3 separate regions of the Homo sapiens genome follow, and regions 1 and 3 are each linked to region 2. A link is a loop called in an ENCODE intact Hi-C map of the cell type or tissue named here. Cell type or tissue: heart right ventricle. All regions are shown on one strand.

Region 1 (8,000 bases), 75 kb after region 2:
ATCAGCAATAAAGGGCTGCTAAGATGAATTGTTAAATTAGGAAATATGATTATATCTTATATTTATAAATACATGAGGTTGGTTTTCCAAGGGTTATTAATGATTATTATTTTCATTAATATAGATATGAAATTTCATAAAGGAATTAAAGATTATTAATAATGTGACCAGTATTGAAGTCAAAGGAAGATTTATATAATCAATAGCCTGTGAATAAATGTATCTTCTGGTGTGTGTATGTGAAGTGTGGTGGTATAATAAAAATACACACACACACAAAATTTAATTTTTACAAAAAGCGAATGAAATATATTTTGTGTTGAGAAGTTTGTGAAATCCTTACAATTTTTTTGAGACTCCCAGAATGGTGGTCGGACAGTATAGCATGATGGTGGACAGTATGGGTTTTGGGGCCAGACTTCTGCAAAACCTCAGTTAGTACCTTACAAACCCTTCCTTCCTTGCTTGGTTTGCCATGCTTCAAACATAAAATTGTATCTAGACTTTTGGCTACAGGGGATTAAAAGATGTTTATTAGGAGGTCACAAATACAAATTTTCTCTTCCATGTCTGACTATTTTCTTTTTGTTCTAAGAGTTTTGATAAAGTTGCTTGGAATACTCAGATTGCATGATTACACACAGTTGGAGTCCTACAAAAAATTTCATGAAGGAATTGAGGATTATTAATCATGTGATCCATATTGAAGTCAAAGAAGATCTATATGACGAATAGCCTGTAAATGTATCTTCTGGTGTGTGTGTGTGAAGTGTGGTGGTATGATAGAAAAATCCTCAGTAATTATGTCTCTATTTATAAACTCTTCAGACTGAAGGTACTGGAGGACTTTGTTATTTAAATTAAATTTATGTGTAGCTTTTTTTTTTTTGGAAATGCAATACTCATCCCCTAAATTACATGTTCTGTAAGTTTTTTTTATGTTGCATTAAAAAAAATATGGTAGGGGCCAGACGCAGTGTCTCACACCTGTAATTTCAGCACTTTGGGAGGCCGAGGCAGGCAGATCACCTGAGGTCAGGAGTTCGAGACCAGCCTGGCCAACATGGCAAAACCCTGTCTCTACTAAAAAATACAAAAATTAGCCTGGTGTAGTGGTGGGCGCATGTAATCCCAGCTACTCGGGAGGCTGAGGCAGGAGAATCGCTTGAACCCAGGAGGTGAAGGTTACAGGGAGCTGAGATCGTGCCATTGCACTCCAGCCTGGGCAACAAGAGCAAAACTCTGTCTCAAAAAAAAAAAAAAAATGATATGGTAGGATAATGACATGAGAGTGACTCCTATCTAATGTTTGAAACATATCCTTACTGTTTACATTGAAAGCAATGATAACTCTGGGTACCACTACAACAATATTAAAATGAAAAAAGGGGCCAGGCGCAGAGGCTCACACCTGTAATCCCAGCACTTTGGGAGGAAAGGCAGGCGGATCACCTGAGGTCAGGAGTTTGAGACTAGCCTGGCCAACATGGCAAAGCCCTGTCTCTACTAAAAATACAAAAAAATTAGTCGGGTGTGGTAGATAGCACGTGCCTGTAATCGCAGCTACTCAAGAGGCTGAGTCATGAGAATTGCTTGAACCCAGTAGGCGGAGGTTGCAGTGAGCCAAGATCACGCCACTGCATTCCAGCCTGGGTGACGGAGTGAGACTGTCTCAAAAAAATAAAAATAAAAAATAAAAAAAGGAAAAGTCAACTTCTAGAAGTAACATGGCTAGCAGGCTAGTGGAGGTATTTTATACAACCTTCCAGACCACATACAAGTGGGCCGGACCCCCTCCTTAATTACTTATATGCCTGTGTGTGTTTCTGCAGAACTCATCTTGTTTCCTTCCCCAAAGTACTTGAAGTGTCTCCCTAAATAATTGGCTAGATGTAGGGCCAAGGCCAAATTCTTTCATTATATATATATTTTCTTTTTCGTAAAGTCTCAAGTTCCTTTTTCTTCATTCTCACTTCTACCATTTGGGCTTGGGACTTATTACTTGAGATCTTGGTTGATGCAATATTGTAACTAGTTTCCCTGCCTAGGGTTTCTTGTTGCTAGAAAATGACAGCCAGTTCTTGGCATAGATTTCAAGACCTCCCTGGGGATGCCTTGGAACCTCTGTAGAACTTCCAATCTCATCCCTCAACTTCAGCTACATTGGCCTCCTCACTTCTCCCGGGGCAGGAGGTGGGTCCTCCAGTCACTGAGCCCCTGTTCACACCAAGCTCTTGGCCTAACAGGCCCCTTTCTTCCTTTTTTTTTTTTTTTTTTTTGAGACAAAGTCTTGCCCTGTCACCCAGGCTGGAGTGCAGTGATGCAATCATAGCTCACTGCAGCCTCAACCCCCTGAGCTCAAGCAACTCTCCCACCTCAGCCTCTTGAATAGCTGGGACGACAGGTGCATGCCAGCATGCCCAGTTAATTAAAAAAATTTTTTTAAAGAGATGGCATCTTGCTATGTTGCCCAGGCTGGTCTCAAACTCCTGACCTACAGCAATCCTTCCACGTCAGCCGCCCAAAGTGCTGGTATTACAGAGTCAATATCAGCAATAAAGGACTGCTAGGAGGAAAATTGCTCGAACTCGGGAGGTGGAGGTTGCAGTGAGCCTAGATCACACCATTGCACTCCAGCCCGGGTGACAGTGCGAGACTCCATTTAAAAAAAAAAAACAAACTGCTAGGATACATTGTTAAATTGGGAAATATGGTAATATCTTATATTTATAAATACATGAGCTTGGTTTTCCAAGGATTGTTAATGATCGTTATTTTCATTAAGACTTTACTGAAGTGGAAATTCATTTTGCAACATGTCTTTTCCCAAACAGTCTTTATTTTCAAGCAAGATATATTGGGCCAAGTGAATTTGACCCAAGTAGTTAGCTCTCCATTTTTTGATGATTCTGTTGAGAATTTCTTTCTCATTATTTCATAAAGTGTAGCTGATTATGTTGCCTCTAGCTTGGCTGGCGTAAGCTAGATGCAAAGAGAGACGCTAACTAAGGTATTTTAAAAGACAGTTTTTCTTTATTGGAGTCGTTCAGACACTGCTTAAGGTTTGAACTCCAAACTGAACTTCTCTCTCATCTCCAGAGGAGGTCTCCCTGGATCAAGTTTGGGAGAATTTGTCTTAAGAGGCGTGATGAGAAGAGTTGCTGAAACTGTTATTTTAAATCATATCTGTTGGATGGAGAAAGAGAGTCAAACATTTTCTAGGATTATAAACTCAGCATTGGCTGAATCCAATTTAAAGAATCGCTTCTGGCTTATGACCAATGATGTACGAGAGGTTTGTTATATTTTTACTGATTTTTTTTTTCTTCTCCGTGTGAAAAAGGTGGGAAGGACTTTCTTGAAAGCTTTGAAAAATTACCAAGAATTCTGATATCTTTAAAGAACTCCTGCTATCATTTTTATCTAATTCTTTCTAGGCCTTTTGCATGTGAATAGACATTTTAATATAATTGCATATACAGTAACGTGGAATGTATAACATGATTTTTTCCGTAAATATTATAAGCATTTTTCTACAACATACCTAGCTTTTTGTGTATGTAATATGAAAGTCATTGAAATGAGATATAGACATTTTATGGCTTTTGAAATCTATCACCAAATTTAGAAAAAATAAAATAAAAAAATGAAATCTATTACCAAATTGTTTGACAGAAATTTTTAAAAGTATATTATTAAGCTACAATCAACTGTAAAGTTTGCTTTGTTCCAGATAAAGCATTTTATCTCATCCAGTAGAGAAACCACTTATTTATTTTTTTGGTATGAAATATTGTATTGGGTACTTTGGTGTTTAGAAGATTAACTGAAATGTCAGAAAAATAGACAGACTCTTAGAAAAGTCAGATTGAAGAATGTTTTATTTATTCATTTTAATTTTTATTTTTTAATTTCAATATGTTTTTGGGGCACAGGTGGTGCTTGGTTACATGAATAAGTTCTTTAGTGATGATTTCTGAGATTTTGGTACACCTGTCACCCAAGCAGGGTACACTGTACACAATGTATATTCTTTTATTCCTCACTCCTCTCCCACCCTTTCCCGAGTCCCCAAAGTCCATTGTATTATCCTTATGTCTTTGCATCCTCATGTTATATATATTTTTATAAACAATTTTATTTTATTTTATTTTTCTGAGACAGTCTTGCTCAGTCTCCCAGGCTGCAGTGCAGCAGTGCGATCTTGGCTCACTGCAACCTCTGCCTCCCAGGTTCAAGCGATCCTCCTACCTCAGCTCCCCGAGTAGCTGGGATTACAGGTGTGTGCCACCACTCTGGGCTAATTGTTATATTTTTAGTAGAGTCAGGGTTTCACCATGTTGGCCAGGCTGGTCTCAAACTCCTGGCCTCAAGTGATCGGGCTGCTAAAGTGCTGGGATTACAGGCATGAGCCATGCGCCTGGCCAGTTTTATTTGTTTTTAATTGACATGTAGTAATTGTACTTAGTTATGGGGTCTAGTGTAATGTTTTCATACATGGACACATTGTGTAATGATCAAATCAGTGTAATTAGCGTATTCATCTCCTCAAACATTTGTCATATCTTTGTGGTGAGAACATTCAAAATCCTCTCTTTTAGCTATTTTGAAGTGTACATCATTGTTAACTACAGTCACCCTACTGTGCAGGAGAACACCAGAAGTTATTCCTCCTGTCTAACTGTAACTATGTACTCACTGAATAACCCCTCCCCATACCCCTCTTCCTACCACCCTCCCCAACCTCTGGTAATCACTATTCTACTCTCTACATCAATGAGATCAACTTTTTTAGATTCCACATAGGAGCGTGATTGTGTGGTCTTTGTCCTTCTGTGCCTCACTTATTTCATTTAACATCATGTCCTCCAGGTTCATCCATGTTGTTGCAAATGACAGGATTTCATTTTTTAAAATGGCTGAGTAGTATTCCATTGTATAGATATATCACATTAAAAAATCTATTCTTCTGCTGATGGACACTTGGACACGTAGGTTGATCCTATACCCTGGCTATTGCAATTCGGTGGTTTTCAGTATATTCACAGAGTTGTGCAACCATCACCAACTTCACATTTCCTTCACCCCAGAAATAAATCTGGCACTCTTTGGCAGTTACGCCCCACTGACCCTTGACTTCTGGACTTTGGCAACCAATAATCTACTTTCTGTCTCTATGGATTTGCTTATTTTGGACATTTCATACAAATGGAATCATATAATATGTAATCTTTTGTGATTGGCTTTTTTCACTTAGTATAATGTTTTTAAGGTTCATCCACTTTGTATCATGCATCAGTACTTCATTCTTTTTATTGCTGAATAATATTCCATTGTATGAATATATAATATTTTATCCTTTCATAGGCTAATGGACATTTAATCGGTTGTTTGCACTTCTTGGCTATTGTGAATAACGCTGCTATAAACATTTGTGTACAATTTTTGAGGTAGACCTATGTTTTCAATTCTCTTGAGTAGGTTCCTAGCAGTAGAATTGTTGGCTCATATTATAACTCAATGTGTAACCTTTTGAGGAACTGCCAGATTGTTTTCAAACGGGTTGACATTTTATATTCTTGCCAGCAGTGTATCAAGGTTCCAATTTTTCCACATCTTTGCCAACACTTCTTGTGCCTTTTAGATTCTAGCCATCTGTAGTGGGTGTGAAACAATATGTCATTGTGGTTTTGATTTACAGTTCTCTGATGGCTAATGATGTTACACAGGTTCTCCTGTGCTTCATTGGCCATTTCTATCTTTTCTTGGAGAAATATCTCAAAGATCTTTTGCCCATTTTTTAATTTGGTTGTCTTTTTGTTTCTGAGGTGAAAAATGTTACATAATTTTAGTGTGTTCAGGCAAAACATCAGAAAGGGGTTTTCATATGAGGCTATCAAAATCAATGTGAGACTTATATTGTCATGTCTTTTTAAAATGTATAAAATGATGATTGGGGAGTAACATCTCATCTAGGGGAACATATCAGGATGGGGCAAAAGGGTGCATATGTAATTTGCAAAGGCATAAATTAAAATTAGTGCAATTTTGATTTGTTTTTAGTCATATTTATTCTGAGATTTCTAATAACAGGAGATTTTAAGTTTTTTTTTTTATGTTTAACCAGAAGGATTTATTTCTTTAGGATATTCCCAAAGGGAGAGGCTTTTAAACTGTGTTCTGAGGAGTCTCTCACAGATTCGGGAGGGAGAGGGTGTCAGGCAGGGGACTGTACCAAGATCAACCAGAGAAGGACCAATTTTTTTTTTTTTTTTTTTTTTTTGAGATAGAGTCTTGCTCTGTCACCCAGGCTGGAATGCAGTGGCGCGATCTCGGCTCACTGCAAGCTCCATCTCCCCGGTTCATGCCATTCTCCTGCTTCAGCCTCCCACGTAGCTGGGACTACAGGCGCCCGCCACCATACCCAGCTAATTTTTTGTATTTTTAGTAGAGATGGGGTTTCGCCATGTTAGCCAGGATGGTCTTGATCTCCTGACCTCGTGGTCCGCCCACCTGGCCTCCCAAAGTGCTGGGATTACAGTTGTGAACCACCACGCCCGGCAGAGAAGGACCAATTTTATCCCTTTTATTTGCATCCCTTCAGGGTATGACTTTCTTTGCAAAAGGATTCCACAGCAGGGTAACACTGAAAACCAAACCTCACTTTTATATACCTAAGATATTTTTCTTAAATATTTACTCAGCCTCCAGAAATTACATTTTCATTAACATAAATACACAGTAAATGGAGACATTTCTCCACAAGTGTTTGCAGGATATATAGTAATGTGGGGAAAAGTTCTATCTTCTCTTTCCTATGATGTCTGATATGAGTAAGATGCCTTCTGGGTAAGATATGAGATTTGAGTTCATTTTCCAGCTGTGGAGATGCACTTCCCAAGACTGACTTGGCTAGCAAGAATAGAAGACGGTGCCTGGCTTGTAACAGACTTTCAATAAATACTTGCTGAGCAAATGAGTAGAAGAGCAAAGGCCTGCCTCAGTTCTTTACTTTGTTTATGGAGACAGAGATGTAGCCAAAGGTATTCTTTCATTTTAGTACTTAGGTTTTTGTGAAATTTCAGTATCCCAGATGCCATCAGGCTGTGAGTTTAAGCTGTTAATGCCCCAATCACAATGATTTGGGTATTTTACACCACATAATTAGGTGCAGCCCAGTCATTTAATGGGAATTTCATTCCCAAGTATTTCTACACCTAATTGTCTGCCCGAAACTATATTAAATTTATGCCTAGTGTTCCATTATTGGAACACTAAATGTGGGAGTTATTTATATCCTACTGCTCAAGGTCATTGCCAAGATCTGATTTTTCAAATTCAAAAAATTGCAACCTCAGGCATTAAGTGGGTTAAAAGGGACAGCATATTTACTCTTCTCAGTGAGAGCTCTTTTAAGTAGGTTTCCCTTGCTGAGGAAAGAGGCTCAAATCCAATCTCTGGGGTAGCAGAGTGAAGAAACCTTTTGCTGTTCACTTTCTTCCTGTCCCAGGATTAATTCTTGTCAGGTTGATTGATAGTGGGAATCTCCACTTCCTTTAGGTGGTGGTTCTTAATCAGGAAATTCTCCACACCTGCCCCACCCTACATTGGCAATACTTAAGAGACATTTTTGGTTGGTGAGTGTAGGTTTGCTATTGACATCTAGTGAGTGAGGCCAAGGTTGCTGCTAGACTTCCTACAACGCCAATGTATAGACAGTGCCCAACGACAAAGAATTGCCTGGCCCACAATGTCAGTTGTACCAAGGATGAGAAATCCTGCTTTGGAGCAAGTCTGACTTCCTCCTGCACGGGTGCAGTGTTGCCCTTTGCTTCCCAATAGATATTAGTACATTTCTTCATGCATTAAGCATTTGTACAGCTTCAACAACATAGTCTAGACTGAGCATTGGAAATCTCAGTTCAGTATCATTTATTATTCCTCCACCTGGATAAAATGAAGGTAGACTTTGACATCCTTTCTGTCATCTTGAGGCATTG
Region 2 (8,000 bases):
ATCTTGCAATAACTTGACCCTGAGTTTTAAAGTAATAAATATTTTGGACTTCACATATTGTATGTTAGGGTTTTATCATATATCAACAATGATTATGATGACGTCCCCCTTTCCTGAGTATTCACTCTGCACATTGTGCTGAGTGCTTTATGCGTGTTATCTCAGTCTTCACGACCATCCTGATGAAAGTCCTCCAATGGCTTTGAACTGTACTTAAAATAAAAACCAAACTCTAAACCAGTTCCTCTAAGGAGTGGCATGATCTAGCTCCTGCCTACTTCATGTCCTGCGTCTTTTCCACTTGCTCTGCCCCAGCCACACTACCTTCTTTTTGTTCTTGTGACATGCCACACTCATTCTCTCTGCTGGACTTTTTCACCAGCTTTTCCTTCTGCCTGGACCTCTCTTCTCCCAGACCTTAGTGTGGTTGATGCCTCCTTCAGGTCCCAGATTAAATCTCGTCTCCCCAGAGAGGGTTTCCTTGACAACTCTGTCTTCAGGAACTTCCTCAATATTCCTTTTACATCACCCTATTTTATTTTTATCCTAAAAGCTAATACTCCCTAAACATTTTCACATTAATTAATTTTAAAAACTCTCTATCTCTGCCAATTTGGATGTAATCTTCCTGAGAATTTGGACCAAATATGTTTTTTAATTATGTTCCCAGTTCTCAGAACAGTGCTTGGCACATGTTAAGTGTTCAATAAATGAATGAACCTCAGTTTTTGGATGAAGAAGCTAAAGAACAGAGAGGTTAAGCTATGTCTTAGGTCGTATATCTCCTAAATGGTTTATGCAGGATTTAACTGTAAATCTAATGCTCATTTTCTTTTTCTTTTTTTTTTTTTTTTTTTTTTGAGACAGAGTCTTGTTCTGTCTCCCAGGCTGAAGTGCAGCGGCGCGATCTCCGCTCACTGCAAGCTCCGCCTCCGGGGTTCAAACGATTCTCTTGCCTCAGCCTCCTGAGTAGCTGGGACCACAGGCTCCCACCACCACGACCGGCTAATTTTTTGTATTTTTAGTAGAGACGGGGTTTCACTGAGTTAGCCAGGATGGTCTCGATCTCCTGACCTCGTGATCCGCCCACCTCGGCCTCCCAAAGTGCTGGGATTACAGGTGTGAGCCACCGCGCCCGGTCGTGCTCATTTTCTTAATGATCATGCTATACAACACTATGAGATTTCTGTACATCACACCTGGAATCACATAAAGATTATAGCTTAAAACTACACTTAGCTTCCCAAAGAGGAAATTACGATTGTATTTTAATCTACTCACTAAGTGAGTAAGAGCTTCTTCGTTGAACCACTGTGCATTAGATAGGGACCATATTTCTCAAAAGCTCCAAAGTGTATGTCTCTGCACTCAAGAGAGAGCAGAGCTGGAAAAACATTTCACTTGTGTTCTCATAACTCTGATCAAGATAGATGCTTTTATTTTTTTTCAGCATTTTAACTATGAAAGGTGAAGCTTTAATAGGCACACAATTTAGGCTGTTGTATATATTCTGGATTAAAAAGTTTAAATGTAACCATAAGAAAAAGCAAATAATAAATGCTATCACCTTTTGTTGTGTTTTCCTGCAAGTGTTTATTTTAAAATATATAATCTGTTTGACAAAAACACAAGTTTACAGATTGCATTACATTTTCGCACTGTTTTGAATTATGTGTAAGCAATAAATATAATTTCTGAGTTATTCCAAATTCCCTTTCATAAGCTCTCCTTAAGTTATTTTACACACTGCAAAGTTTAATTTAACCACGCTAGTTTTGTTTAATAGGTTAAAAGGAATTAAATTGGTCTTAAATTACGCTGTGAATAATAAAAATGCTAATAGGAAATATATTCCATAACACTAGTGCTGTATTTCTTAAAGCTATTGAAGCCTGGTTATCATTACAGTCAGTCTTAACCTACAGATGCCCAATCTATAAAATGAGTGTTGGTGACACAGGAAAGTGTGTGTGCATGTGTGTGTGTTGAAGAAAGCAGAGAGAGTCTACCATTTGGGCGCTGCTTTCTCTGATGATGATATTAATTTTTCTTTGTTCTCCAGTTCAGAAATCTTGGGGTGTGACTGTACCTGTGAGTTAGCTTCCTTGTTTTGCACTAAAGAGTGCTAACAAGATACTGGCCAGGCGTGGTGGTTCATGCCTGTAATCCCAGCACTTTGGGAGGCCGAGGTAGGTAGATCACTAGGTCAGGAGTTCAAGACCAGCCTGGCCAACATGGTGAAACCCCGTCTCTACTAAAAATACAAAAATTAGCCAGATGTGGTGGTGCATGCCTGTAGTCCCAGCTACCTGGGAGGCTGAGGCAGGAGAATCACTTGTACCCAGGAGGGAGAGGTTGCAGTGAGCCGAGATCGCACCACTATACTCCAGCCTGGTGACAGAGCGAGACTCCGTCTCAAAAAAAAAAAAAAAAAAAAAAAAAAAAAAAAAGACACTGGTCCTGGGGTTGTCTGGCATGGATCTCCCAGACATAACCCTCATCTCTGAATCAAGAAACTGGGAGAAGACTGCTCACACCACCTGCAGAAAGAAGGATAATCTGAGAGCCCAAGATGGGCCTTACATTTGTCTTTTTCCATAAAAATACTGTTATATATTAGTGTTTGATAAAGTAAAAATAATGATGTTATTATTATCTATCTCACATACATTATGGGTTAATACGTATTTGTGCCCTTGTGAACTGGCCCAGAAAAAATGAGAAAAAGATTTCTCGTTCCAAACAACCAAAATATAAACTGCCTTTGGGAAGGTAACCCTTTCCTAAGTTAGGGGCTGCTTATAATCACATACTTGACACCATTAAGCTTGTGGCTGGTGATGTTTGTGGCCTTATTATTTCTTTACTTTGTCTGCCAGATTGGATTTAGAAACATGAATGAAGCATTAACCTCACAAGGAAACTGTACTGAAATAAACAGCATAAATCTCTAGGCTGAGTTTGGCCTTTTGCCTTCTGTCTTTATATAGGATTTCCAAACAAGATGTGTCTAAGCTGTTCAAGAGTGAAAGCAAGAAAAAAGAGGAAGGAAGGAAGGAAGAAAGGGAGGAAGGGAGGGAAGCAGGAAGGAGGGAAGGATGAGAGGGAGGGAGGAAGGGAAGAGAGGGAGGGAGGAAGGGAAAAAAGGAGAAAGGAAGGGAGTAAGGAGAATAAGAAAGAAGGAGGAAAGACAGGAAGGAGGGAGAGAAGGCAGGAGGGAAGGAAAAAAGAAAGAATTGATATAACCTAATAATTTTGATACTATTCGACCCATTTCCTTGCCTTTATTTTCACCATTATTGAATCAGTGATGACAGCAGTAGATGCAGTAATGTGAAATGTTAACTCATCCATTCATTTATTCATTCTGCAGTATTTTTTACAGAACTTTGCTGTTTAGTATTTCTGTATTGCTAAGTAGCCTGCAGAGGGTGCACTTTCCTTATTTTTATGTCTTTCCATCCACTTATGACCAAAAGAGGACACAATGTTTTATAAGATTAAAAGAGATTATTCAATGAAAGAAGTGAGGAAGGCACAACTTCTCTTTTCTTTCTTCTACCAAATGTTACAAAATGAAATACGTAAAAGGCGTAGGGAATGCAATCTCTATTAGCTTCTTTGTTTTGTTTTGTTGTTTTTTTTTTGAGACAGAGGCTCACTCTGTCGCCCAGGCTGGAGTGCAGTGGTGCAATCTCAGCTCACTGCAAGCTCCGCCTCCTGGGTTCACGCCATTCTCCTGCCTCAGCCTCCCGAGTAGCTGGGACTACAGGCACCCCTACCATGCCCGGCTAATTTTTTGTATTTTTAGTAGAGACAGGGTTTCACTGTGTTAGCCAGGATGGTCTTGATCTCCTGACCTCGTGATCCGCCTGCCTTGGCCTCCCAAAGTGCTGGGATTACAGGTGTGAGCCACCGCGCCCGGCAGCTTCTTTGTTAATAGAAAAATCAATTTTAGTGACTTTTTTTGCATGGAGCCAGGATCATCAAGCCTGTGGCCTTCCTCACTTTTTTTTTTTTTAAAATTGCTGCATCCCCGGGACTTCGTTTTTTTTCTTGCTCTTTGTGTATGTGTGTTCTTATTTTTCCTCTCTATACTGCATTGGTCAATAGAAATATAATGCAAGCCATATATGTAATTTAAAATTGCTTAATAGTCACATTAAAAAACTAAAAAGGAGGTAAAATTCATTTTAAAATATTTTATTTACTCCAACTTACCAATTTTATCATTTCAACATTTTGTCAATATAAACATTTTATTGAATATTTTACTTTTTTTGGTACCAAATCTTTGAAATCTGCTGTGAATTTTGCATTTACAGCACCTCTCCTCTTGAACTGGTCACATTTTAAGCTGTGAATAGCCACATGGTACCAGTGGCAACTGTACTGGACAACACATCTATATACATTCCTTTTTCATTCACAATTTCTCCATCCCTAACCAAACCAGCAGAAAACAGTGTATTACCAAATGGTGCTGTTTACTCAGAAAATCTTTATGACTAATTATCCACCAATTTGAATCATGCAGGAAACATGAGATGGCCTGTGTTCCCTCTAAGAGACTGTCGTTTACAGTTTTGAGATTTTAAAAAATAGAATGTTTTTAGCCAGTTGATTTTTAAGTCACTCTAGTTCCCTCCATCACAAAATGAGGTATAGCTCTTAATAAAAGTCCTTCAATTTTATTTTCCTGAGTGTACATTTTCTTTTCTTTTTTTCTTTTTTATTTTTTCAATACAGCCCCTTGCTCTGTCACGCAGGCTGGAATGCAGTGGTGGAATCATGGCTCACTACAGCCCTGACCTCCTGGGCCCAGGTAATTGTCCCACCTCAGCCCCTCAAGTAACTGGGACCACAGGCGTGCACCACCACATCCAGCTAAGTTTTTCTTTCTTTTTTTTTCATAGAGATGGAGTCTCGCTATTTTGCCCAGGTTGGTCTTGAACACCTGGCTTCAAGCAGTCCTCCTGCTTTTGGCTTCTTGAAGTGCTTGGATTACAGGTATGAACTACTGCACCTGGCCTGTCCATTCTCAAATACATGATAGTAACTCCCATCTGCTGAGTGCTTCCTATGTACCAGGTACTATGTATTAATTGTTTATACATATAATTCCATTTAATATTCACAAAAGTCCTTTTGAGTTGGATACTGTTGTTATCACCTTTGTTTTAAAGATGAAGAAACTGAGCATGGGGAGGGCTAGGGGAGTTGTCTAACATAATCCAGCTAGAATACTGCAGAGCTGGGATTGCAAGCTGGGCCTGCATGACTCCAAATCCTGCCTTCTGTAATTTTATGCATGGTGTCTCCCAAGTGGGGAGTATATTAAATGCAAATTTAAGATGTTGGTAAAGGGTAGAATTCTAGAAGTGGTAGAAATCCTAGAGTTCTTATAATCAGCTCTCTTTGTTTTTATAAGAAAAATCTGAGGCAGAGCGAGGCTGAGTGGTTTCTCTGTTGAACATCCAGGACTGGAATCCAGGATTCTGAGTCCAAGCCCAGTGCTCTTTCCCCTGATGAGAAACCTTTCCAGATTTAAACCATTAACAACCCTCTCTAAAGAGGAGGCAAGAGGTTTCAATTTCTTCTCAGGGAAAAAAAGAACTGACATCAAAAGGTCTGTGCGGGGTCATTTGTCTCATCATGACTTTGATTTGGCCTTGATCTTTATTTAGTATTTCAGTTTTATGCTCTGCAACAAGTTTGGCCATGTTGGAGGACAATCCAAAGGTCAGCAAGTTGGCTACTGGCGATTGGATGCTCACTCTGAAGCCAAAGTCTATTACTGTGCCCGTGGAAATCCCCAGCTCCCCTCTGGGTGAGTATTCCGTCCACTTTCTGGAAGTCTCAGGTTCTGAAGGCTTTTTACACACTGCACCATGGGAGCCTAAGGCTGGTTGGGCAGCACCTCATTCTGCAGGGATCTGGGTCAGAGCAGGACAATGGCTCTACGACGTGCTGGGTGTTCTTCTATCTCCTTCAGTCAATGTGCTAGGATTGTGATTTCACTTTCTCACCAGGCAGGGGCTGCAGTTTACAGGAGAAAGACTATTCCTGAGTTTGTTCGACTGTGCTGTTTTTTTACTCCTCTTAACTGATTACAAATCTCTCCAACGTCTCTGACTCAGGCTCACTATGACTTTTTTGTTTTTGTTTTTGAGAAGGAGTCTCTCTCTGTCACCCAGGCTGGAGTGCAGTGGCACGATCTCAGCTCACTGCCACCTCCACCTCCTGGGTTCAAGCGATTCTCCTGCTTCAGCCTCCTGAGTAGCTGGGATTACAGGCATGTACCACTATGCCCAGCTAAGTTTTGTATTTTTAGTAGAGATGGGGTTTCACCATGTTGGCCAGGCTAGACTCAAACTCCTGACTTCAAGTGATCCGCCCGCCTCGTCCTCCCAAAGTGCTGGGATTACAGGCGTAAGCCCCTGCACCCAGCTGACTATCATAAGACTTCTATTTCCAAATAATAGCTCATATAATAACTTGTGTAAATATCTACAGATAGGCTTCCCTTATTATGGATGCACAATCCATTTTTCATACTGAATAATCTGTTAAGAGTATCTCTACAACTATTATTTCTCAGCTAATACTGAATTTTTTACCAAGAGCAATAATATTGTTAAAGACTAGAAATAACCCCTCCATAGCTCATTTAATAAGGTAATTCTCTTTATTTATGAAAAAGAAAGACCTAGGTTTTTTTGTTTGTTTGTTTGTTTGTTTTTGTTTTGAGATGGAGTCTCGCTCTGTCACCCAGGCTGGAGTGCAGTGGCGTGATCTCGGCTCACTGCAAGCTCCGCCTCCTGGGTTCACGCCATTCCCCTGCCTCAGCCTCCCGAGTAGCTGGGACTGCCGGCACCCGCCACCACGCCGGGCTAATTTTTTGTATTTTTTTTTTTTAGTAGAGATGGGGCTTCACCGTGTTGGCCAGGATGGTCTCAATCTCCTCCTGACCTTGCGATCCACCCGCCTCGGCCTCCCAAAGTGCTGGGATTACAGGCGTGAGCCACCGCGCCCGGCCGAGAAGGACCTAGGTTTAAGTTCCATCTCTGCCACTTAGCAGGCAGTAACCCTGGTCATATCAAGTAACTTGTATGAATCTCAATTTCCTTACCACTAAGATGAGAATGATGATAATTACCCTCCTTCTAGGATTACTGTGGGGAGCAAATGACTTATATGTGAAAGTGCTTTGTAAACTGTAAACTGTTTAAAGGTTAGTTTATGTCACATTGTCATGTATCTGTGAATATCATTTTTGTAAGTTTATATGTTATGCTTTAGGCTTGGACCAATCTAGGTCATAGTAATTACTCTAGGGCAATGGTTCTCAACTGGGGGCAATTTTTCCCCCAGGGGATATTTGGCAATGGCTGGAGATATTTTGGGGTGTCACAACCAGGGATATGGTACAAGAATCTAGTAGCTAGAGGCCAGAGGCTAGCCTAAACATCCCACAATCCACAGAACAGCTTCCCGCAACAACAATTATCTGGCCCCAAATGTCCATAGTGCTGAATTTGAGAAACTCTGCTAGACAGCAGTGGGTTCTCAAATGTTAGCATCTGTCAGAGTCACCCAGGGGAAGTATCGAAACACAGATGGCTGGACTCCATCCCAACATTTTCTGATTCAGAAAGTCTAGGGTGGGGCCTAAGTATTTGAATTTTTAGGAAGTTCCCAGGTGATGCTAATGTTGCTGGTCCAGACATTGCTCTTTGAGAACCATTTCTGGAGAGAAATCCTTCACTATGCATGGGTCGCTTTGATAGACTACTTTGCTTAGCCTACTGAGCAAAGTAGTATCTTATTAAATGGTGCAAAATTTGTATCAACTAGTTGAGAAGTTTGACTCTAGGCCAAAATCCTTTGTGTGATCTGTGTGTGATTTGAGATAATGACAAGGCAAGCTCCATGGAAGGAAGAAGCTGCCCTTCCCATACCAGACTCGGTGCACAGCCAGTGCCTTACGGTTTCCTCTA
Region 3 (8,000 bases), 210 kb after region 2:
ACCTCATCTTTGATTTCAGTTATCAGGTAAACATGAGGGTGTGTTTACTCATCTGCTCCAGGAAGTTCTCATTGTCTTCTAATAAAATATGTTCATTTTCCATAAAACTTTCCAACCTGGAGGCAGGGGTGCTATGACTTTAATCCATAGTCACATCTCAGGGTACAGGTGTCAAAGAGCAGTTGTTCAAGTGGGAGACTTGTGTTGATCTGGGTAATCCCCCACCTTTAAAGCCTAGTTGTTTTGCCCCACCCCCCCTCCAATATTTTCTTGACTTAGTGAGTGAATACTTAAAGACAAAAGGAGCTAAGGCAATGAAGATGGAGGGAATGAAGTTCTGGGAAGGCTGGAGGGGTATGCAGATTTGTAGGGGTTACAGATGTCATGCTGCATCTGTGGAAATGAGGATTCAAAACCAAAGGTGGGTAGGGAATAAATGTGGAAGTGTGGATCTTTCCTGAGGTTAGGGAGGAGGACAGGGGACAAGGGTTACACTGACTACACATCAAAGTTTTTTCAGGATATGTATTATGTCTTACTGTCCAAATATTATGCTATGGTGTTCCTTATAGCCATGAACATGTCACCTATCTGTATGATTTAGCTCCCTCATTTTTGAGAGTCAGGCAAGACAACCTGCTATTAGAGGAGAAAATGATGGTGTTTGTATCTAGGTTTTATTAAAAATCATTCCCTAACTATGGCTTATAGTTATTTAAATTGTTTTCAGAGTTAATGATAAGATTTTATTTTGGTAATAAAATCAGTATGATGGCCAGAAAGAAGATATGAATGTTTGGAAAAATTGGAAATATCATTTTTGAAAGAAATGTGACAATGCACATATATAACATCTTGCGAATGGTATTGTATATCACCAAACCTGCTCACAGCAGGAAAACTAGCCATCACTTCTCACAGTCAATGAGAAGTATAAATCAAGGACATAGCAGTAAGCTGTGATACCCAAGCTTCACGGATAAATTCTCCTAAAGAATAATGCACTAAAAACAAAACTACATGACAAAAAAAAGCACTAATTGCAAATCACTGTGAAACAGTAGCACAAAATCTTTATATTGTGCTACTAGTGACAGCAACAGAAGACAGTCAAACGCCTAGGCAGATAGAGGCAGGTCCCCGGTGAAACCCCACCTCCAAGCTGAAGACAGTTTAAAGCCTGAAAGCCAAACTACAAGTTAAATTTTCAGACTAGATTGAGAACTTGTCTTCCTGTTTGGCACGCTTTCCTCTGATCTCCACCCTTCACCTATTTTACGTATACTTACCCTTTCTAATTGGTTTTCTACACTGTCGTGCCTGCCTTTGAGTGGTGTCTTTGCTTTAACCTTTTTTTGCAAACTCACAAACCAATCAGCATGCACTCCCCATTCTGAGTGCATAAAAGCCCCAGGCTCAGCCACATGAGAGGGGATTTTCCCACTTTCGGGTAGGGGAACTGCTCCCAGCATTCGCTCTTTGCTGAGAGCTTTCCTTTTGCTTAATCAATTCCACTCCACTCACTTTCCGGTGTCTGTGTGCCTAGTTTTTCCTGGTTGTGAGACAAGAACTTGGACCTAGCTGAGCTAAGGAGCAGAAAGACTGCCAAGACTAGGCTACTTGTCCCAGTTTCAAACTATTATCAATACTAATTGAAAGCAATCAGCTGGGAGCGGTGGCTCATGCCTGTAGTCCCAGCACTCTGGGAGGCCAAGGCAGGTGGATCATTTGAGGTCAGGAGTTTGAGATCAGCCTGGCCAACATGGTGAAACCTTGTCTCTACTAAAAATACAAAAATTAGCTGGGCTTGGTGGTGGGTGCCTGAAATTCCAGCTACTCAGGAGGCTGGGGCAGGAGAATCACTTGAACCCGGGAGGCAGAGGTTGCAGTGAGACAAAATCATGCCACTGCACTCCAAGCCTGCGTGACAGAGAGAGACACCATCTCAAAAAAAAAAAAAAAAAAAGCGATCAGAATTTTTTTTCTTGGTCCCCAAATCTCAACATTTTTTTTTCCCAATAGGAATTAGGTAGAAGCACTATGTCTCATTATAACCTCAAGATAATTTTTAAAAATCTGTTTTAGTAATAGATTTTAATAAACATATGAGTTAGTATAAAAGATCTTGAGGCTGATGTTCTTCAAAGTTGACCATGATGTAGCCACTTTTCTTGATTCCGAGTATTGCAGGATTACTCAAGGTTTTGTTGGCCTGGCAGCTAATAATGTTAATGCTAACTCTGGAAGTCCAGAAGACATAGGTCAGAACATACAGTTGTTTGTGAATATTTACACTGACATACAGGTTTTAAAAGAAATACATTCTAAGTGGTTTTGGTTCAAAGCAAGAGAATACTGAAAACAAAAAGTGCCACATCTTTCACTGAGCATTTTACTGCATTCATTCCTTCATTCAACCTACTATCTGTTTCCACTCCCATTCCTTCTCAATACTAGAATTAGCTTTTAAAAATAACCACATGACTTAGAAACCTCTACTCACTTATTGCAGACCACGGGATGAAGTCCAAACTCCAGGTGCTGTGCATGAGGCCCTTCTCATACTGACTCGGTTTCATTTCATTCTCCAGTTTCATTTTTCGTCCTGTCCCTACTACATGCCATAAGCTTGAAGACCACATGCTTCAGTATTAAAAATGCAGACCCTTAGGTCCTACTCAGATCTACAAAATTAGCATCTTTTGGGGGTGGGACCCAGGAATCTGCATTTTTTTTTTTTTTTTTTTTTTTGAGATAGAGTTTTGCTCTGTCGCCAGGCTGGAGTGCAGTGGCGCGATCTCAGCTCACTGCAACCTCCACCGCCCAGGTTCAAGCGATTCCCCTGTGTCAGCCTCCTGAGCGGCTGGGACTACAGGCGCACACCATCATGCCTGGCTAATTTTTTGTATTTTAGTAGAAACGGGGTTTCACCATGTTGGGGTTTAGTAGAAACGGGGTTTCACCATGTCGATCTCCTGACCTCGTGATCCGCCCGCCTTGGCCTTTGAAAGTGCTGGGATTACAGGCATGAGCCACTGCTCCCGGCCGGAATCTGCATTTTAACAAGCAAACCAAATATTCTTCCCCATAATGAAGCTTGAGAGTCACTCACTTGACTTGATACTCTTAGCACATCTGTATACCTTTGTGAGAACTTCTCAAATAATTAAACCTATCAGGGCATACATCATAATTTTCAGGCTAGAAAATGTCACTGCTATTATCTAAAGAAGCAAGAGTTCCTCCCAAAGAGGAGGGTCTGATCTTCCCCTAGAAAAAACTGCACAGGTGTAGAAAAAACTGCATAGGTGTAGAAAAAAGACACTGCAATTCCACTGGCTCAAGGTGGAAGGAGAATAAAGCCTCGGACACTCCCATGTGTCTGCAAGAACTTCAATCCTTCTTTCATGGTGTATTTCCAAGTGTCCTTTCCTCCTGTTTCACTAAATATCTGCACTCTCACCATGAACTGAGGCAGCCTGGGATGCGAGGTACCTCCTACCTCTGGACCCTATCTAGACTGCTGGGTTCCACTCTTCCCAATCAAGACCCAATGCAAATGTCACCTGCTCCAGGAAGCCTCCCCTAATTCTAGGTCATAATGTATCACTTCACCCCTCGCACTCTCATCCAATTTCACTTGTGTGATTTTCTCATGTATTTTGGATGTAGCTCAAACGTCCCCAAGTCCCACAGCCTGTGGGTGCAAATGCAGTCATGTTAGTCGTAATACCTGAATTATTATCTTGGTATCCTTTTTGCCCCGGGAACTCCAGGGCTGTGTTCTTGTTGCTGGCTCCAAAGCTAACAATAAAATCCCTTCACACAAATCGTCCTTTGGCTTCAGACCTCAAGGTCCGTGTCATCTCCGCAGGAACCCTCGTGGGGTTGGCGTGCCCAGTCCCCTCCGCTGCGCGTGCATCCCGCTCCGCTGACAGCCAGTGCTTTGGTTCTCCAGAGGTGTTAAATGGCTTGGGAACATAATTTCAAAACGGACAGTTGGATAAACACCAGAATAAGCACCAGAAGATGACAGCGGAACCAAGGCTCGAGATGGGCCGGCTGACACCACTGGGCGCTGAACCTGGCTGGAAGCTTCCTGGCAGCGACAGCGAAAAGGGAACACCTGTCGTGGGCGCCCTTGTTTCACTGTCAGTAAGAAGTAGAGCAACTGCTAGACGCGCTCCACAAAACCCTGGACGCACTTCATACACACCCCCACCCCAGCAAGCTCAAGTACCCTGTGAACCTGGACGCCCACCACCCCCAGGGCAGGCAGCGAGGAGCTCTTCAAGGGGTAAAGCGACCCCTGTGGGGCCAGCGCCCGTCCTCTCTCCTGCTGTTCGCGGGCACCCGGGCACGCGGCGACTCGGCTGAATTAGGGCGTCCTGCAGCTCCCGAGGCGAGGAGGCGCTTGGCCTTTCCGTTCCGCCCTCAGAAGGGAGAGGAGAGGTGGTCCTCGAGTGGGAGTCAGTTCAGGATGCGGGCTGTGCCACGCGCGGAGGTCCGGGGACCCCACCGCCGCCTCCTCGAGGCCCGCCCCGCCCCTTACGACCCGTCCCTGCAACCCCCCGCGTGGGCTTCCGGCCGCGGCGACCCCTGCCCCGCGCTATTGCGCGCGCTCGTTCGCTGACAGAGGCTTCGAGGGCGGCAGGGCGGGGCTTCGGCGCCGGGGGCGGGGCCTTCAGCGGGCGGGCGGGGTTTTGGCGCCGCGAGGTGGCGGCAGCAGAGCGGCGCAGAAGGGAGGGGGCGGCTGGCCGCGCGGAAGGAGTGAGTCACCTGACCGCTGCCCTCGCCGCCCGCCGGGCGCTCTCGCTTCAGTCAGTCGGGCCGCGCCGCGCCTCAGCTCTGGTGAGTGGCTCGGCCGTCCCGCCGGCCCTTCTCCGGGAGGGTTGGCGCGGTCAGGGCCGCGGGCCTGTGAGGGGAGGCCGGCGGACAGGTCCAGTGAAGGCGCGGGCGGGCCGGGGGCGGCTCTTTCTGGGCTGGGCGGGGCGCGGGGGGCACGTATCGGGGCCCGCGGGGGGCGCCGGCGGCCGGGATCCTGGAAGTGGCCGCGACGCCGGAAGGGGCGTCCCGTCGGCGGCCGAACCCCCTGCACTGCCGGAGCTGTTGTTTACCCGCGCGCGCCGTACTTTACCCGGGGCGGGCGGGGGCTGGGGGCCGCGGGGTCCCTGCCCCACCCCCCTCCCTGCCCTCGGGCGCCAGCCCGGCCCCTCGCCCGCGGCCCGCCCGGGCTGTGACACATCAGCACCGCCCTCGCGGCTGGGGCCCCGTATTGTCCTCCGCCGCCTCCCACCGCATGCCCAGCCTCGCGTCTACTCAGCCCGGTGGCTGTCGCGCGTGGAATCGCGTAAGAAAAGCCGAGTTTGTGGCTGGGGAGAGAAGGCCACCGTGCTGAGCTGGATTTAGCGAAGACTGGTTTTGGGGACCGGAGAGCCCAGGACTCCCTTTGTTGGAGTTTTGCCCACGCGTTGTAATTAAGCCTCGCACAATATGGTGAGAGTGGGCGTTGATTCTGGAGACACCAGCTTTGTGCTCGTGTAATGTAACACGAGTGCCGTTGCTTTCTCATTCTTACACGGCAGTTTCATGTCATTGAGTAGAATTGTGCGGAATGCTTTTATGGAGTGAGGCTTCTGCGTTAAACTTGTGCTGATTCCAGGTAAAGTGTAGTAGTAATTGTGAAAGAACGTGTATGAGGAAAACGAGCTACAATGTCATGCTTGGAGGAACAAAGAATGTTTTGTAGGATGCTTTGCTTTTTGGAGAATTGTGTAGGGGTAGGGACTGTTACCCATGGATGATGCTATGGGAATTTGATCATGTATTTGAACACCCTTTACATCAGAGGGTCTGCATTGAATGCAGTTCAGAAGGATAAAGGGTGGAAATCCCAGATGTGTTAGTGGCAGAGCACTTGAGCGCTTCACATAGTCAAGCAGAGAAATGGGAAGAGGTCGGCTTGCTTCTTCCTGGTCTTTGGGTAGTGGTGCAAGGGCTGGGCTGGGCTTGAAGGCACTTGCCACTTCTGCCTTTGGACATCTTGAAGAAGCTTAGGGAAGAAAGGCTCCCGGTGAGTCAGCTTGGAGTAGGGTGACTTTGGCGTAGTGATTCTTGTATTGTTGTTTAACCTATGTTTCTGTCAAGTGGTTTACTGTTGTTCGGTATGTTGGTTGGTTAACAAGGTAGGATGACTCTCTAAAAAGTTGGGTTGCTGAGTCATTCGCCCCAGCTTGAGAGGTAATTAGAAACAGCTGGTGCAAATACTCTCATCACATGCCTCCACTATAAAAGGCCAAAGAGCGCTCTAGAGAGGTTGCTTCAGAAGGCTGAAGGGGACCCAGCTGGGGTTGTTTTGATACAGGTTATCAGTGGGTGAAGTGGAAGAGCACTCTTAGGCAGTGGCCAATAGCACTGAGGCGGGTTTAAAGACGGAGCCTCGTGACCTGCTGTCTGAGAATAAATTTGCGCTGGAGAGAGCTAAAACTGGGGAAGAAATTTGCAGCTAGGGGTAACCCAATAAAAAATATTGTAACAAAAATATTTACTACTCTTACTGGACTTAGTTTCCTTTTTGTGGTTTCTGTTACGTGGTCTATAAGTTTCAAGCAGTGAGCTTAATTTGTGCGTCATAAAAATTTGGTTATGAGTACACAGAAGGGACTTGCTCTGTTTCTCATGGCCCTTGGCTTTTCATGCATACACAAGAAGTTTCAGGAGTCAGAGGAGGGTAAGCACCATATGGGTGGAATTAATAGGTCTCATTGGGTTAAGTCTCGAAAGAGCTGTTTAATAAATAGCCAACCGTAAATACCTGTCTCATTGTCTTGATTATATGACACCACTGCCTTTACACCTGGTGTCATTGCTTCTTGCTTTAAAAAGGAGCACACAACCCAAATATTTATATGAGTCCTCATTGCAAACAAAGTTTAGGAATGGGAAATGTAGAGCTGGGAATTTGGCCCTTTGGTGAAAAAAATGATGATTCCTATTAATGGTAGTTCATTTAAAATATTCTGTATTAGGAAAAACGATTTATTTTGTTCCTTTAAGTCTGGGACTAGAGGAGATTAGAAATCATGAATTTTGTAAGTATTAGGGCCTCCAAGGTGGGGTGCAAGGAGGTTCATTTGGAAGGAATATATTAAAACTTTTAAAAACTTTAATATAAGAAAGACATTAAGCTTAAAGATGCAGACTAACAATCGTGTATTCATATTATATAATGCGCGTGCATGTCCTCCACCCCTTTGTTGCTGGGGGAACATAGCCTGTTAACCACTGTCAGTAACATTCTTTCAACAACCGGAATGCTTTTTCTTTTAACTTACGGTTTCCTCCTAAGAGTTCTTTCAGACTGTTAATATTCCATTTAAGTTTTATTTTATAGGTAGTTCTATTGTCTGTATGTTTTACTTTAGAAGCTTGAGTGTAAATTTCTTGTTACATTGTTGATACTGGGGATGGAAATACAAAAAATACAGAATTTCATTTGATAACCTGTATTTTGAATTTGGAGACAAGCCCAGCGGTTGGTTTAATGTATGTGATCTGAAGTGCAGTGATGTGTAAAAGGGTGCAGTGGAAATACTTGAAGATAATCTACACATTGGAGTGTAATATGTATAGCATATGTAAAAATTAGTTTGTACTGTTACTCCTTGAAGTCTGTTTTTTTTTGTTTGTTTTTTGCCAAGCTTATGTTCTCTTAAGATTAATAAGACGACATATTCAGTAAATCCCTTGGGAAGTGGCATTTATTCAGAATATCAACCTCCTACTAGTGCTGGGGGCGGGTGGCGGCGGTGAGGGTGGTTAGTATTTACCATTCAGTTAAATCTCATGTGCCATGTGCCTTCTACACCCCTGTACTGTGAGAGGTGATGCTCAGAATAACAGTTGCAAAGCCCGTTAAAATTACCACTTGTCAGATTTTCTCTTCATAGTGCTGATCTCTCCATGACTTACGTTTTAGGAATCACCACCTCTCTTCTAAT

Evidence for each region. Hi-C counts contacts between places; a loop is a spot of excess contacts. Peaks named below come from ENCODE experiments on the same cell type or tissue, not always from the same donor. Only the 100,000 strongest peaks of a DNase experiment are listed, where the experiment ranks them.
Region 1: it touches region 2 in a loop (4-fold over the local background); 49 of 110 quality-filtered maps call a loop at or near these places.
Region 3: it touches region 2 in a loop (5-fold over the local background); 43 of 110 quality-filtered maps call a loop at or near these places.

What each region holds. Positions count from the first base shown.
Region 1 is chr21:29,161,435-29,169,434 of GRCh38, forward strand. All of the region lies in intron 4 of MAP3K7CL (MAP3K7 C-terminal like), which reads left to right. Among named protein-coding and RNA genes, the nearest start is that of LINC00189, 28 kb to the right of the region's middle. RefSeq lists a silencer at 2,934-3,228. In heart right ventricle, a CTCF peak has its summit at 3,091; DNase peaks (open chromatin) are centred at 1,517 and 2,179; H3K27ac peaks cover 2,182 bases.
Region 2 is chr21:29,086,752-29,094,751 of GRCh38, forward strand. It overlaps a transcript of MAP3K7CL not described here. Among named protein-coding and RNA genes, the nearest start is that of CCT8, 17 kb to the left of the region's middle. In heart right ventricle, a CTCF peak has its summit at 3,420 (motif pointing right); no DNase peak of the experiment used is centred here; H3K27ac peaks cover 337 bases.
Region 3 is chr21:29,294,103-29,302,102 of GRCh38, forward strand. It overlaps BACH1 (BTB domain and CNC homolog 1), which reads left to right and starts at 4,820. Exons shown (of 5, transcript NM_001186.4): 1 at 4,820-4,851. LOC105369299 (a long non-coding RNA gene) reads right to left here and starts at 4,634. Exons shown (of 2, transcript XR_937652.3): 1 at 2,504-4,634; 2 at 2,076-2,240. RefSeq lists a silencer at 4,345-5,254 and an enhancer at 6,485-6,594. In heart right ventricle, a CTCF peak has its summit at 4,715 (motif pointing right); DNase peaks (open chromatin) are centred at 4,649, 5,339 and 6,009; H3K4me3 peaks cover 3,420 bases; H3K27ac peaks cover 2,842 bases.